Regions from separate parts of the Mus musculus genome. Here region 1 is linked to region 2. Evidence: chromatin loops called from intact Hi-C (ENCODE). Cell type or tissue: heart. All regions are shown on one strand. Each heading gives the region's core, and the rest is flanking DNA. Links, peaks and the distances in the headings are about the cores only. Region 1 overlaps Ttc28 (tetratricopeptide repeat domain 28). Region 2 overlaps Ttc28 (tetratricopeptide repeat domain 28).

The links. Hi-C counts contacts between places; a loop is a spot of excess contacts. Peaks named below come from ENCODE experiments on the same cell type or tissue, not always from the same donor. Only the 100,000 strongest peaks of a DNase experiment are listed, where the experiment ranks them.
Region 1: a loop joins it to region 2, with 4 times the contacts of the local background. A loop is called at or near these places in 5 of 42 quality-filtered maps.

Annotation. Positions count from the first base shown.
Region 1 is chr5:111,108,847-111,115,507 of GRCm38, forward strand. The region is part of intron 5 of Ttc28 (tetratricopeptide repeat domain 28); the gene reads left to right. Among named protein-coding and RNA genes, the nearest start is that of Mir701, 110 kb to the left of the region's middle. In heart, for the core only: no CTCF peak of the experiment used is centred there; a DNase peak (open chromatin) is centred at 2,715; H3K27me3 peaks cover 691 bases.
Region 2 is chr5:110,979,569-110,986,229 of GRCm38, forward strand. The region is part of intron 2 of Ttc28 (tetratricopeptide repeat domain 28); the gene reads left to right. Among named protein-coding and RNA genes, the nearest start is that of Mir701, 21 kb to the right of the region's middle. In heart, for the core only: a CTCF peak has its summit at 3,076; no DNase peak of the experiment used is centred there; H3K4me3 peaks cover 461 bases; H3K27me3 peaks cover 497 bases.

The sequences.
Region 1 (6,661 bases), core at 929-4,928, 130 kb after region 2:
ATTCTGCTGCTGTCCTAGGGGTCCTTGGGGATCCTTGGGGGTCACTGTCTCCTCCTGGCTTTATCATCTGTGTGTGCACCGTATGTAACTATGGAATAGCAGTGCCTACTCTCGGGTAACATGGGTTTATCTCAAATATTTAAGAGAAGTAGGCACTGCTTCGAAGAGGCATTTTCTTTTGCTGGGTGGCTTTGTATACGTATCTCCTGTCACACTGGAGCGTGCAAACGTCCCGGTTTCTGAAAGTTCTAGTTTTCTAAGTTCACCCTGATTCTGGTTTCTTCTCTGTGTGACAATTTCTTACACACTTTTCTCACCTGCCCTTCTAAAATTTAGTTCAGACCGTGAAGTTACCTGTTCATAAAGCTTTGCTAGGTTCAGTTGCCTCTGGGGGGAATCTAAATACTTTCATAACCATCCCCACGGCCTTTCCACTGTTCTCTCTGTAGCCCCTGTGGGTCCGCTTGCCATAAGTTTGTCCTTCTGCACATTAGCTCATTCTGGTTCCCCTGTGTGGAAGCTCCTCTTTCGACCCTGTTCAGTTTGCCTGAACATCTCTGGATCCCCAATGCTCTTTCCCTGTTCTCATTGTTTCTATCTGACATTGTGTGAACTGCTGATGAGGTCCAATTTAGCGTTCACTTTGCGGCCTGCTTCTGGAAATGTATGTGTCTCTCAAGGTCACTCGGCTTTACCACTTCAGTATCTGCACTTAGATCTGTGGCCTTGCTCGGTTTGGGGCAGAGAACAAAGTCAGGTTTCTTCCCATGGATCCAGCCCTTGAGACCCTGCAGTGCGTGCTGCTGTCCCCATTATGTCCTTCTGTCATCATGCAGACAGCACAGACCTTCTAATGAGTCTCATCTCTGACACGGCCATTCTCATGGCTTTGTTGTAGGCTGAGATTGTGCTGGCATCCCCCTCTTTCTCTCCTACATGTGGATGTGATGTATTCCTGAACCAGCTTGCCAGCCCACTTTCTCTAGACATCCAATTGCAGCTATGATTAGAATAGATCTCAGCTTTATATATTTATTGGACAGTGGGGCTATAGCCCATTTTCTGTGCACTTAAATATAACTGTGTATATATAAAATACCTAGTTGTGTATTTCTTTTCTTTTTCTCATTTTCAATGCCAAGAAAATATTTTTGTAGTTTTGTTTAGCAATTCTTATTTGTATGTATTTATGTGCATTTATGGGGCACGTAGGACGTGTTTGATTCATGCACATGAAGTACATGCTCAAGTAAGAGTAGTCAGTAATACTGTCTCCATGCGCATTGCCTTTCTGTAAAGCTTTTTATTTCACTTTTAACTATGTGCATGTGTCTGCATGGGAGGTTGTGCACCTTCGTGCAGCATCTTTGGAGATGAGGATGTCTGATCCTCTGGAGCTCAGATAACACAGTTGTGAGCTGCCTATCATGGATGCTGGGAACCCAGCTTAAGGCCTCCGCAAGTGCAGCATGTGTGAGCCATCCCTCCAGCCCCCTATATTATCATCTCTATGTACTGAGAATCTTCTGCTTCTTTTCCTCTACCTATTTTTTTTAAAGATTTATTTATTATTATACATAAGTACACTGTAGCTGTCTTGAGACACACCAGAAGAGAGCACCAGATCTCATTGCAGATGGTTGTGAGCCGCCATGTGGGTGCTGGGATTTGAACTCAGGACCTTTGGAAGAGCAGTCAGTGCTCTTACCTGCTGAGCCACCTCACCAGCCCTCCTCTGCCTATTTTAAAACCCACAGCATGCTGGACACAATACACTTACCCCTGTGCACTCTGGAACACCGGGGCTGATTCCTGTTATCTTAGTGGTGTGTGGCTTTTCTCTGTCCCCCTGCTTTCCTACCTGTTCTGAGACCACGACTATACAGTGCTTTGCTGTGATGGAGGACCTGCGGTGCTTGTCTTCCCTTGGCTGTTGTGCTCCATCTAACAAGATGTCCTTTCTCCCCACCCACATGGCACAGGTGATTTCATACTTTATGGCCGTGTCTCTCTACATTAGAAAAATCTATTGGTCAACTTGGGTTGACAGTGTTGAAGGGGACTCAGGTATCCAGGCATCTCCTGAGGCATCGAGATCATTTTATTTCATATAAACCAGCAAAGGAATTTTAATTTTTTTCAAGGCATCTTATCTGTTTTACACAATGCAGTATGTCTTGAACACTGTGCCAGGTACTCTTGCCTCTTTGATAATAGCCATCTGTCCTAGAACTGGTGGATCGCCGTGAAGGGACACCATGACCACGGTGACTCTTTAAAAAAAAAAAAAAAAAGCTCTCTAACTCTTTTCAGCTTTCTTGACTGCAGCATGCTTCTTTCTCTGTGTCTGGTTCCACTCCCTCTGAGCATCACATCCTGGGCAGGCACCCCATGGCTCTGACCTGGGTCTCCAGGGTAGTATTAGGGTTCCGTTTCACAGCTTCAAGCAATGGTTTCTCCCAGTCTCTGTGCAAGGACACCCCTGGAGCATGCCCGGCCTCAGCAGCTTTCCTTAGCCATGGAGGGAGATTCCTCAACCCCTTTTTTGTATCCCTCACTCTAAAACCAGAACCAAGTGACCTAAGCCACCAAGGTCTTCCGCTTGCTGGGGCTGGGACTTGGCCTCCTTGCAAATTCATTTGCATCAGCTTTCTGGGTTTGCTGGTTTCCTTCACTGTTTAAGCTCCCTTTTATTTTATTTTTCCACAGCTGTAAGCTCAGCTGGGTGGGGTCCTGCCCTGAGGTCACTGCTCTCTTTATTCCATACGGGCGGCGTCAGGACTTCCTTTAGGAGTTTTATCTCCTTGAGCGCTGGACTCAGCTCCATCACACTTCCTGATGCTCCTTTTCTCTCCAGACGGTACACTTTTCACTTTCCCTTGCTCAGACTGCTCCTTTTCATCACAGATCTGCATGAGAGGGTCCACTAATCACCAAGCAACAGAATCAATGCTCGGCTGCTCTGAAATCTCCTCTACCTACGCTGTTAATCCAAAAACTCTATCACTTAGCCTCAGGCATGTTTTTCAGACAAGGGCAAAAAAGCAACCACATTCTTCATCAAAATGTCAGGAGAATAGTCTCTCGGCCACTTACTAATATTCTTCTCTGAAATTTCGTGAGTTGGGCCCCACATCTCAAATTGCGCTGGGCACTGACTTCCATGTCACTGCTCAGATGGCCCTCTAAGCCCCACTTATTGTGTTCAACTGCTTTCCTAATCTAAAGTGCCCATGTCCACATTCTCCAAACAGGCAAGACTGTCTCAGCATTACCCTGCTCCTTGGTACCATCTGTTGTCTTAGTCATAGTTCTATTGTTATGAAGAGACACCGTAACCAGGGCAGTTGTTTAAAAGAAAGCATTTAGTTGGGGCTGGCTTACAGTGTCAGAGGTTTAGTTCGTTGTCATCATGGTGGGAAGCATGGTGGTAGACAGGTAGACTGTGCTGGAGAAGTAGCTGAGAGTTCTACATCTAGATTCACAGGTAGCAAGAAGAGAGAGAGAGAGAGAGAGAGAGAGAGAGAGAGAGAGAGAGAGAGAGAGAGACTGAGACTGACTGAGACTGGCTTGAGCCTTTGAAACCTCCAAAGCCCAGTCCTAGTGACAAACTTTCTCTGACAAGGCCACACCCCCTCCAACAAAGCCACTCCCCCAACAGTGCCACTCCCTAAACATTCAATGGCCTATGGAGGCCATTCTTTTGTCTTGTTTTTATTTTTGAGACAGGGTTTCTCTGTGTGACCATGGTTGTCCTGAAACTTGTTCTGTAGACCAGGCTGGCCTCCAACTCAGAGATCCACTTGCCTCTGCCTCCCGAGGGCTGGGATTAAAGGTGTGCACCACTACCACCCAAATTATGGGGCCATATTCCTAGCATGTCTGTGGTGACAACCATAGTCATTCTGTTTCATATGCCTTTATGGTTGCTGATGCTTGATGTGTTTTCATATGCCTTAAACCATTTATGTCTTCTATACATGTATCCAGGGGCTAGAGAGATGACACTCAGCTGTCAAAGTATTTGAAAAGAACCCACATGGTAGCTCTGGACCCCCCACCTGGTACCCAGAAGGAAAGAGCTGCAGCTCACATATACTAACTGTCGTATCCATTGGGTCAGCACACACCACATGTTGTGCCTTTGCTGTGCAGATTAGGAGGCGACCATTGCTCTCATCCTTGGAGGCTCTACCCTCCTGTTCCAGGCCAAAGCTGGTGATGGAGGCTCGTAGGCTGGAGAATCTAGGCAGTGGCAGGAGCCTTAAAGCTTCCTCAACTCGCAACTTCCAAGCAAGTTTTAGAAACTAGAGCAAGTTTTAGAAACTAGAAAACACAACTATATCTGATTCACTCCCCTTCCTTTTTGCAGTTATCTCTGCTGTTAAGAGACTAAATTCTAAAACTCACATCAGTGAGGGTTCCTTTTACAGGCTCAGCACGCTACTCACAAAGGATCTTGTAAAGTGAAATACGACTCTTCATGATTATGAAAGCGAGGTGAATTATGACTGCCAGAGGCTCCCGGCACCTGTGGGTTTGCCAGGCCAGGAGAAAACGGAGCTTCTGGGTCTGCGTCAGCCGCAGGAAGTTACTTAGATGTCTCCCAGGGACCCCCCTCCACCACTGCACTGTCTCCAGTGCTGTTTCCACACAGTGTGTATTATATAATCTGTACTAGTGGTAGTGTGAAATCCATTAAAAGGTCTGTGGTATGTGTGTTGTGTGTGCATACATGTGTGTAAGACAGAAAGAATGTGTTTGGGGGTCTTTATTTTACTTCTAGTAGTTGAGGGAGTAGATTAAAATGTAAAAAACATTCCGTTTGAGCCTAGAGCTCTGTCCTCACGGGGAGTATTGAGTTCACAGGGGAAGGCTTGGCAACCTTCTCTCTGTGTCTCACAGACCTTTGAGAAATGATCAGGACAGTTACACAGTAACTCAGGTCACCTGAGACAGCAGGACTTGAAGGAGAGGCCGTTGGACCCAGTGCCGAGGGTGAGGTCTTTACATTATAAATCAGCTGAGTCAGACCTCTTAGGCCCGAGGCCAGTTATCAAAACTTCTCTTCAGCCCGCTGATAAAACAGTGATGACATCAAAGGAAAGAGCATGTGCAGCAAGTTTGCATGAGGCTGCTGCAAAGCAGTGTGCTTGCAAAGCAGGCCGCCTGCAGACAGTCCACTTCCCCCTATAAAACTCTGCATCATCACCACCACCATCACTACCACCATCCTCACCATCACCATAACCATCACTACCACCATCCTCACCATCACCATGCCTCCTATCATATTTCTCCCCGTCCTCTTGTAGCCACCATGTCTTAGCTGATGGAATTCTCGCTTGCTCAGACAGTGGCCTTCTCCTAGGGTGGCTTCCCACAGTGAATGCTATAGAATAAGGCCATTGGCTGAGCATAAATTCAAGGTCACTAAGAGTTTAAGGTCATCCTCAGCTACCTGGCAAGTTCAAGTCTAGCCTGGGCTACATCAGACTTGGCCTCAAAAGAAACTCTGGTATTTCTAAATCTCTTAAAGTAGTCCCTTACTTATTTATTGAGACAGAGTCTCACTTTGTGGCTCTTGCTGTCCTCTAACTTGCTATGTGGCTCAAATTGCCATCAAACACACAGAGATTACCAGCCTCTACCTCCCAAGTTCAGTAACTGATAGCACTACACACACACACACACACACACACACACACACACACACACACCCCTCTAGACATATAAACAACAATTTCTTCACTACAGAATACCATTTCCAGCAGGAGAGCTGCAGTGCCTCCCTTCACACATGAGAGGAAAGTACGTTTCTTGTAAGAGGAGCATTGAGCATAAATGTGCATGTCTGTCAGGAATGGTCGAGGCTCGGCACAGTAGGATGGCCGCATTGCTGGAGTCAAAAAACATTCCGCCCTCCTACACCTGGGCGAGGTTTCTGGTTCCTTCGGTGCCTTGAGATCCTGTGAGAAAACAGGAAGAGCACATCAGTAAGATGGCTTTAGCAGGCTGTAGCACAAACTGCACACCGGTTTTATTGTTTGGAGCAAATCATGACGTAAAGTCATTCTGTCCTTGTTGAAAGTGCAATGCACACACAGCTAGAAGGCCTCCAGAGCTCGCAGAGCAGACCATGGTTGTCTGGAAAGCTGCTTTAGAAACAGGGGTTACAGAACTGAGCTCGGTGTCCCCGCAGAGCTGTGTCTCCCGTCCTGTGGATTAGTAAATGTGTACTCTGCCGAAATGGACTTTAAGAGCCCTCTAAATAGAATTCAGGGTTCTTTCTCTCTCCCCCTAATAAAAAAGTTTGTTTATTTATTTGTTTATTTTCTTAATTATGACTGGGAACATAACTTAGTTTGCAGAGTCTTGTTGGGTGCAAAAAGTCCTGAGCTCGCTCTCTGGGGCGGTGCACACGGGCATCCGGGCACTCACACCAGCATCCTGGCACTCAGAAGGCAGACACAGGTGCTCGGGTATCTTCGCCTTTATGGTGAGTTTGAAGCTACTCTGTTTTAAATATCATACAAACATTTTGACTGGCGTAGAAATCAAACACATTTATCGGGAGTGTTGCATTTATAGGCCTTCTCTTCCTGTGCTGGGGGCTGAGGCCGTGCACACGCCAGTCAGACGCTTCACCATCGCTTCTCAG
Region 2 (6,661 bases), core at 860-4,859:
CCGCGGCGCGCCCGCCCCGCTTAGGCCCGCAGGTGGGCGTCGGAGCGCCCCCTGCCCCGCGGGGACCGGCGTCCCGGCCGCTGGCAGCCGCTTCCCCTGGGCCCCGCTGGGGGGCGGGCAGCCCCGGAGCGAGCGCCGAGCGGCTCCCCGCGACGGCCGAGCCTCGGGCGCCGGGGCTGCGGCGGGGAGGCTGCGGGGACCTGCGGCCGCGTGGGCGAGTGCGGGCGCGCCGGCCATTGTGCGCCGCGTGTGTGCATCGATCGTGGGCAAGGGGGAGGGGGTACTTTGCTTTTTGCAAGATTATTTCCTAATATGGCTCCTTTGTTGAGAACCGGAGGAAAAAACATGCAGTGGTTCTATCAAAATAAATTGCTATTGGTCCCCGAAATAACGTTTCTAAATGTGGGACCGGTCCCTTCCTTGGGACACCGAGGGAGAAAGACAGCTTTCTTCAAGTTCTTGGCAGCCCGTGTTTTTGGCCAGGGTTCTCCTTTGCAAACTTGCCTGACTGCCACTCTTAGGTTAACCCAGCGGTTTACGGCATAGCGGGACTTTCCCTTCAATACCTCATTTGGCCATGGTTTTTATTGACATTCTTCTGAAGGAAAACACAGCGAGCTGAATGTGCCGTGCCCCTCCCCAGCCGTGACCTGTCTCTGCTAGCAGCTGTCTGGTGTTTCACTCAACTAGCTAAACTGGTTCTTTCTTTGTGCCGTGATGTGAGATGTCGGGTTTGACATCAGAACTGAAATAGAAATCATGTGTGAAGTACTGAGACGACACGGCGCTGGCTTGACTGCCAGGGAGCCGAGGAAACCGCGCTTCATTATAGGCCGGCGAATGCAAAGGTTTTCTTTGGTATCTAATTGATTCGATTTTATCCAGTGGCAGTTGTTTCTACCTCAGCCCAAAGCCACAATCACTCACATATTTGTTCGGTTCTCATCATAGGGCTTCCTTCAATGAGACTGATATAAAAGTGTATGCTGCCCCCTCCTCCCATGAGAACACAGGAAAACCCCATATAATCAAACATCTTAAACAGATGCTGCATAGACCTACAATCTTCTACATTTGTGCAATCATCAAGAGTAGTTTAGAGATCTCTGCAAACAGTGCATCCACAAATGCCTGCTTTTTCTATTTTACTCAACATGTAGTAACTCATACGGTTATGTCACTGAAAACCCCTCTGGGCACTGGGATTGCTCGAACCACGGAAGTATTATTCTTGGCAGCCAGGTGGATTTCTGGACTCTGGAAGATTCTGTTTCAAGTGTTAAGATTCACTGCAGTATTTACTCATGCCGTGACGTTTAGATGGCTATACCAGAGATTGTGTCTATTTTCTGTATTCACAGTCACAAGGCATCATGGTATGAGGATCCAGATATCAGTCTGGAGAGCTCATAGAGGCCGAGCTGTCCGACTGTGTGTGATTATTTGTTGGTGGCTTGAGAGCAGTTCTTGTACACTGAACGTGAAAGCTACTCTGGGAAAGATGCTATTCACTCCAGCAGGCATCACCGAGCCTTCAGCAGACTCCGTTTATTTTCTTAGTCATTCCAGAATACTCAAATGATCATACATACCACTGCCACGATCTCTGGCTGCGTCTGTTAACACATTTGTGGTGGTATAGTCACACGTCAGGTGGTTTACCAAACGGATCCATACAGACTATTCACACCCCACATAGAGAGTGGTGCTGTACTGTGTGGTCTGAATGGAGCTAGGGAGAACACCCACAAATTGTACTGCCCAACTGGACTTTAGGGCTGGGGCTGATTGGTGGCTGGGTATCTTGAGGGTCTTGTCCGCCACTTCTAGTTTGGGCTTTTTTGAATTCTGGGTTTCTGGGTTCACTGGTAACTGAGTAACTATCATTTCCTGATTTCTTTGTTTCTAACTGAACATGGAACTGGGGGCACATTGACTGAAGGGGAATTATCTCCTCCGATTTACACTATTAATTTGATAGATTAAATACTCAAGACAAAGTTTATGAATGTGTGAGTATGCAGTATTCTACTAGGGTCTGATTATCTTCTCACAAAGGAGCCTCCCAACATGGTTCATCAGGTCCACGCCAGGCCATGCCATGTCACTCCAACCTACACCACAGGCCAGGATGAGTCTCAGTGGGACTTCCAAACCTAATAGATCTCTCACTGAGAGTTGAGCAGTTTTCCCCAAAGCAAGATGCATAGGTCCACTTATCTCCAGACTCATCACATTTTATGTATTAAATACAAGCAGGTTTTTCTTTGCCGGTCACACTCTAATTAATTGTCTTAATTAAAAATGTAGGATTCTGAATAGTTGCTCTGGCTTTGTGGCTGAAATGATATTTTACATCATTCAGGTAGCACCCAGCATTTTTTTTTTTTTAGGCACCTGCTGTGTGCCAGGCACCTCTGTTTAGTCTGCATTTGTTCAGTTCTTATCTAGTAAGGAAAGGGTGTGTTACTTGAATTTCACAAATAAGGGGACTGGTGTAGAAAAGGGATTCGACTCACTGGGGTGACAGTGTGTGTGTGTGTGTGTGTGTGTGTGTGTGTGTGTGTGTGTGTTTGTGTGTGTGTGTATGTGTGTGTGTGGTGTCAGATCAGGATGGAGGCAGGTCTTACTTGAATTTTCCTCTTCCACTTCAAGGACCATTACCAGGATGCTGCCTCCATCCCTCACCCCCTCCCTCTTGGAGGAGCACAGAGATTTAAGCTACCTGGGAATTGTAAGCATTTACAGTCTCTGCCACAGACTATAAATAGATTCTGGCTTTTGGGGCTGACTTCATTTTGTTGGCTGGGATCTTTTCTTTCTCCTTGTAAATTTAGGTGTTTATCTGGCCTCTTTGTAGAGTTGTAGCTCCTTAAGTTCAGGGACCATATCTCTTTTGTTTTCAAGAATAATGCAGTTGCTCAAAAAGTGCTTATTTTATGTAAGAGTAAGTAGCTCCCGCTGTGTCCTTACACTCTATTCTTCAGTCCATTCCTAGGTTTGACTCTGGTGGCTTATTTAAGTGCCCCAGAATATCTTGTCATTGGCTTCCAACCTTTACAGACAACATCAGAAAGGGGGCAGCCATTCTCCACAAAATCTCCCTGGTAGTCATGATTAAGACAGACACGTTTAAGATGAGGTACCAGGCTTAGTACCTGAACTCGCTCCAGTATTGTGCTTGCTTGGTTTATGCAACCTAATTGGCCTTGCAGAATGCCCTGTGCCCTGTTCTTATTTATTTATTTATTTATTTATTTATTTATTTATTTATTATTGTTTTTATCTTGTATTTGCCGAGGTGATAGTAATCAAAATGCCAGTCTCGGAGGAATATGTTTATTTACCACTCTGAAGAGATTTCTGCTTTCCAAATCCAAGGATTAGTGTTAGATAGCACTGTGTCAATAAGACTCCAGCATGAAGGTCGGGAAGCCCCTCTGATTGCATTTCTCCATTGCTTGTCTAATGTTATTTTACTGTTCATGCATGATAAACGATTATTAATAGGAATGTGTCACATAAGCTACATTAATTATGTAATTTGAGAGTCTTATGATGTGTTTATCTTGTTATAGTCGGCACCTTAATAAAATACGAATCTGGCTTTACTTATCTGGTTTATTTAAGCACACAGAGTAATGAGCTTCATTGTGACATTTCCGTTCCTCTTCTGGTATGTTGTTCTTATTTGCTTTCTCCTCTGCCTTCTTCCAGTCAGTACCTTGCTTCTTAGGACTTCTCTGAAGGGGCTCCCCTGGAAAGCTCGTGGGAAGGATCACACCCTGTAGATCTGTGTCTTGCAACGACATAACTTTTATAAGAATATGTCACAGACCCTTCCCTACTCTTTCTCTGTGATGAAATATTTAATTTTGGAGTATAATGTTAATTTCAAATTTTAATGCAGTCATGCTTTATACTTAGTGTTTTAGCATTTATTACCTAGTGCGATCTTTTGAGTGGGCATGGCCCCATCGATTAGTCTGTTTGAATACTTGGCCCACAGGGAGTGTCGCTATTAGGAGGCGTGGCCTTGTTGTAGTGGGTATGGTCTTTTTGGATGAAGTGTGTCACTCTGGGGGTGGCCTTTGAGACCCCTCTCCTAGCTGCCTGAGAGAGTCAGTCTTCTAGTGGTCTTCAGATCAGGATGTAGCATTCACAGGTCCTTTGCCAGCACCATGTCTGCCTGTATGCTGCCATGCTCCCCGCCATGATGATTATGGGCTGGACCTCTGAAAAATTTAAATCAGCCCCAGTTAAATGTTTTCCTTTGTAAAAGTTGCCACAGTCCTGGTGTCTCTTCCTAGTCACTTCTGAATTCTTTACAGTTGCTATCACGGCTATTCATCTTGGGACCCGACTTGTTTAGTGGTGTCAGGTCACGTTGGAATCTCCTGTGGATCTCCTTTCATGGTCCCTGCAGCCTGGAGACCCAGGCTCTGATGCTGGCAGCTCCCTTGACTTGTGTTCCTGGGAGTCATCCAATCTCTTATGTCTGTCCTCATAGAGTTTATCACCCTGGATCTATTGTAAATGGCATCCTAATGATTTTCCTTTTTGTAGCCTCTTTTCTCTGTGGTTTCTTCTTCATATCCCTTTCAAGTAATTGCCGATAAGACAAATATATGCTTACAGTACAGGCCTTGTTAAAGTCCTGACCTCCATCCATGCTCTGGGGGAGGCTGGCGGTGGAGTAAGCACGTCCTGAGCCAGGCAGGGTCAGGATAAAACAGAAGACATGGTATGGCTTGTCACTTGCTCTCTTCCTCACCCAGAGGCCACCGGGGTTCTTAGTGGTGCCCATTCATCATTCACACAAGTTCACCCTCATCGTATTGTATGGAACTGAAGCTTCTACCATACAGCTGCAACTTGGAATTAGACTTACTAAAAAAGGAGAACCTGGAAACAAATGGCTGTACTGTGAATTCCCTACTGATGAGCACACTCTTAAGCTGGACAGTGGTGAGGATCCAGCTGTGCTGCAGAGCAGCTCTGTGATGGGTGGTGATGGGTGGCGGGGGTGGGGGTGGGGGGGGCAGTGTCTTGGTTATGTCAGTGGGAATGGCACCTGGCTCCTACAAGAATACTTGGCATGCAGCATGTCCTCACTGCAATTTCACTGCAGTACAACCACACCCTGCAGTCTCGCTGGATATCACTCACTAGTTTCTATCCTATGTCTAGAATTTCCTTCCTGCTTCTCCTGTTCCCCCCTCCTCTCTCTGCCCCTCCTATCCCCCAACTCCCCTTGCTCCTCCTCCCATTCCCCATCCTCCTGTTCTTCCTCCTCCTCCTCCTCCTTCTGCTTCTCTTCCTCCTCTTTTATTTGTTTCTTTTTGAGATAGGTTCTCATTTGCTGGCCTGGACCTTACAGAGCTCCACCTGCCTCTGCCTGATGAGTTTCCTCACATTAACTCATCCTGATCCTGTCTTTGGTTTTATTGTGGAGTGTGCCTTCCCTTTGGCAGTTCTGTTGCTGGGCATCATGGGCCATGCCTTCCTTTGACCACGTTCCTGTAAACCACAGTGCTGGCTCAGTGCTTCAGTTCCCACTGGGTCCATCTCCGAGACGGGTAGGCAGTGAGGAAGAGCCAAGTGAATGAATGCTTGAATGAATGAATGCACTTATGGATGGCTTGGTAAGATTCTTGGACTTGCTAGCTACAGGGAGTGCCTAGTTTACAAGATTACCTCTGTGCGCTTTTGAACCTTCTGAGAATGCCGTATTGCCTAGAACCCAGTCTAAGTCATTAAAAGGATAATCTGAACAGCACACCTATTAAAAGTACAGTCACGCCCATGGGACGGCGGCTTCACACTGTTGTGCATGCGGTAAGTGTCTCTGTGACACACTCTGCTGATGAACAGTCTTATCTCACATGAACTTCACCTCGCTTGGGGGAGGAAAAAACATTGTGACACATTTAACGCTGATCACAAGATATCGGCCTATCAGTGCCATGAATGTGAACTTCCATATTAAACCTTTATTCTCTTCAGCCCCTGGTATTTTGCTTTGTGTGGTGTGTGTGCACATGTCTGTGTGGGTGTGTATGTGTGATGCATGCAGAGGCATACATCTGGTATCTTTCTCAATCACTGCTTCCTTAGGTTTTAATGCTCTATTAGCATATGTTAACTATTCATAGCAGTGAGCTTCATTGTTGCACCTTCTTGTGTGTGTGTGTGTGTGTGTAATGTGTTTCAACTGTATCCTTCCTTGCCCCCTTTCCTTACCTGTCTCCCTTCAACTTCTGACAATCCCTTTCCTCTTCCCATCTGCTCCTCCTCTCTGTTTGTGTCTGCCATTTTTGTGTGTTTGACCCACAGAGTCTCATTAGATTGTTTCAGTCAACATGTACATGAGAGTCATGTCTCTACCCTTGTCTTAGTCAGGGTTTCTATTCCTGCACAAACATCATGACCAAGAAGCAGTTGGGGAGGAAAGGGTTTATTCGGCTTACACTTCCATACTGCTGTTCATCACCAAAGGACTGGAACTCAAGCAGGTCAGGAAGCAGGAGCTGATGCAGAGGCCATGGAGGGATGTTCTTTACTGGCTTGCCTCCCCTGGCTTGCTCAGCCTGCTCTCTTATAGAACCAAGACTACCAGCCCAGAGATGGTCCCACCCACAAGGGGCCTTTCCCCCTTGAT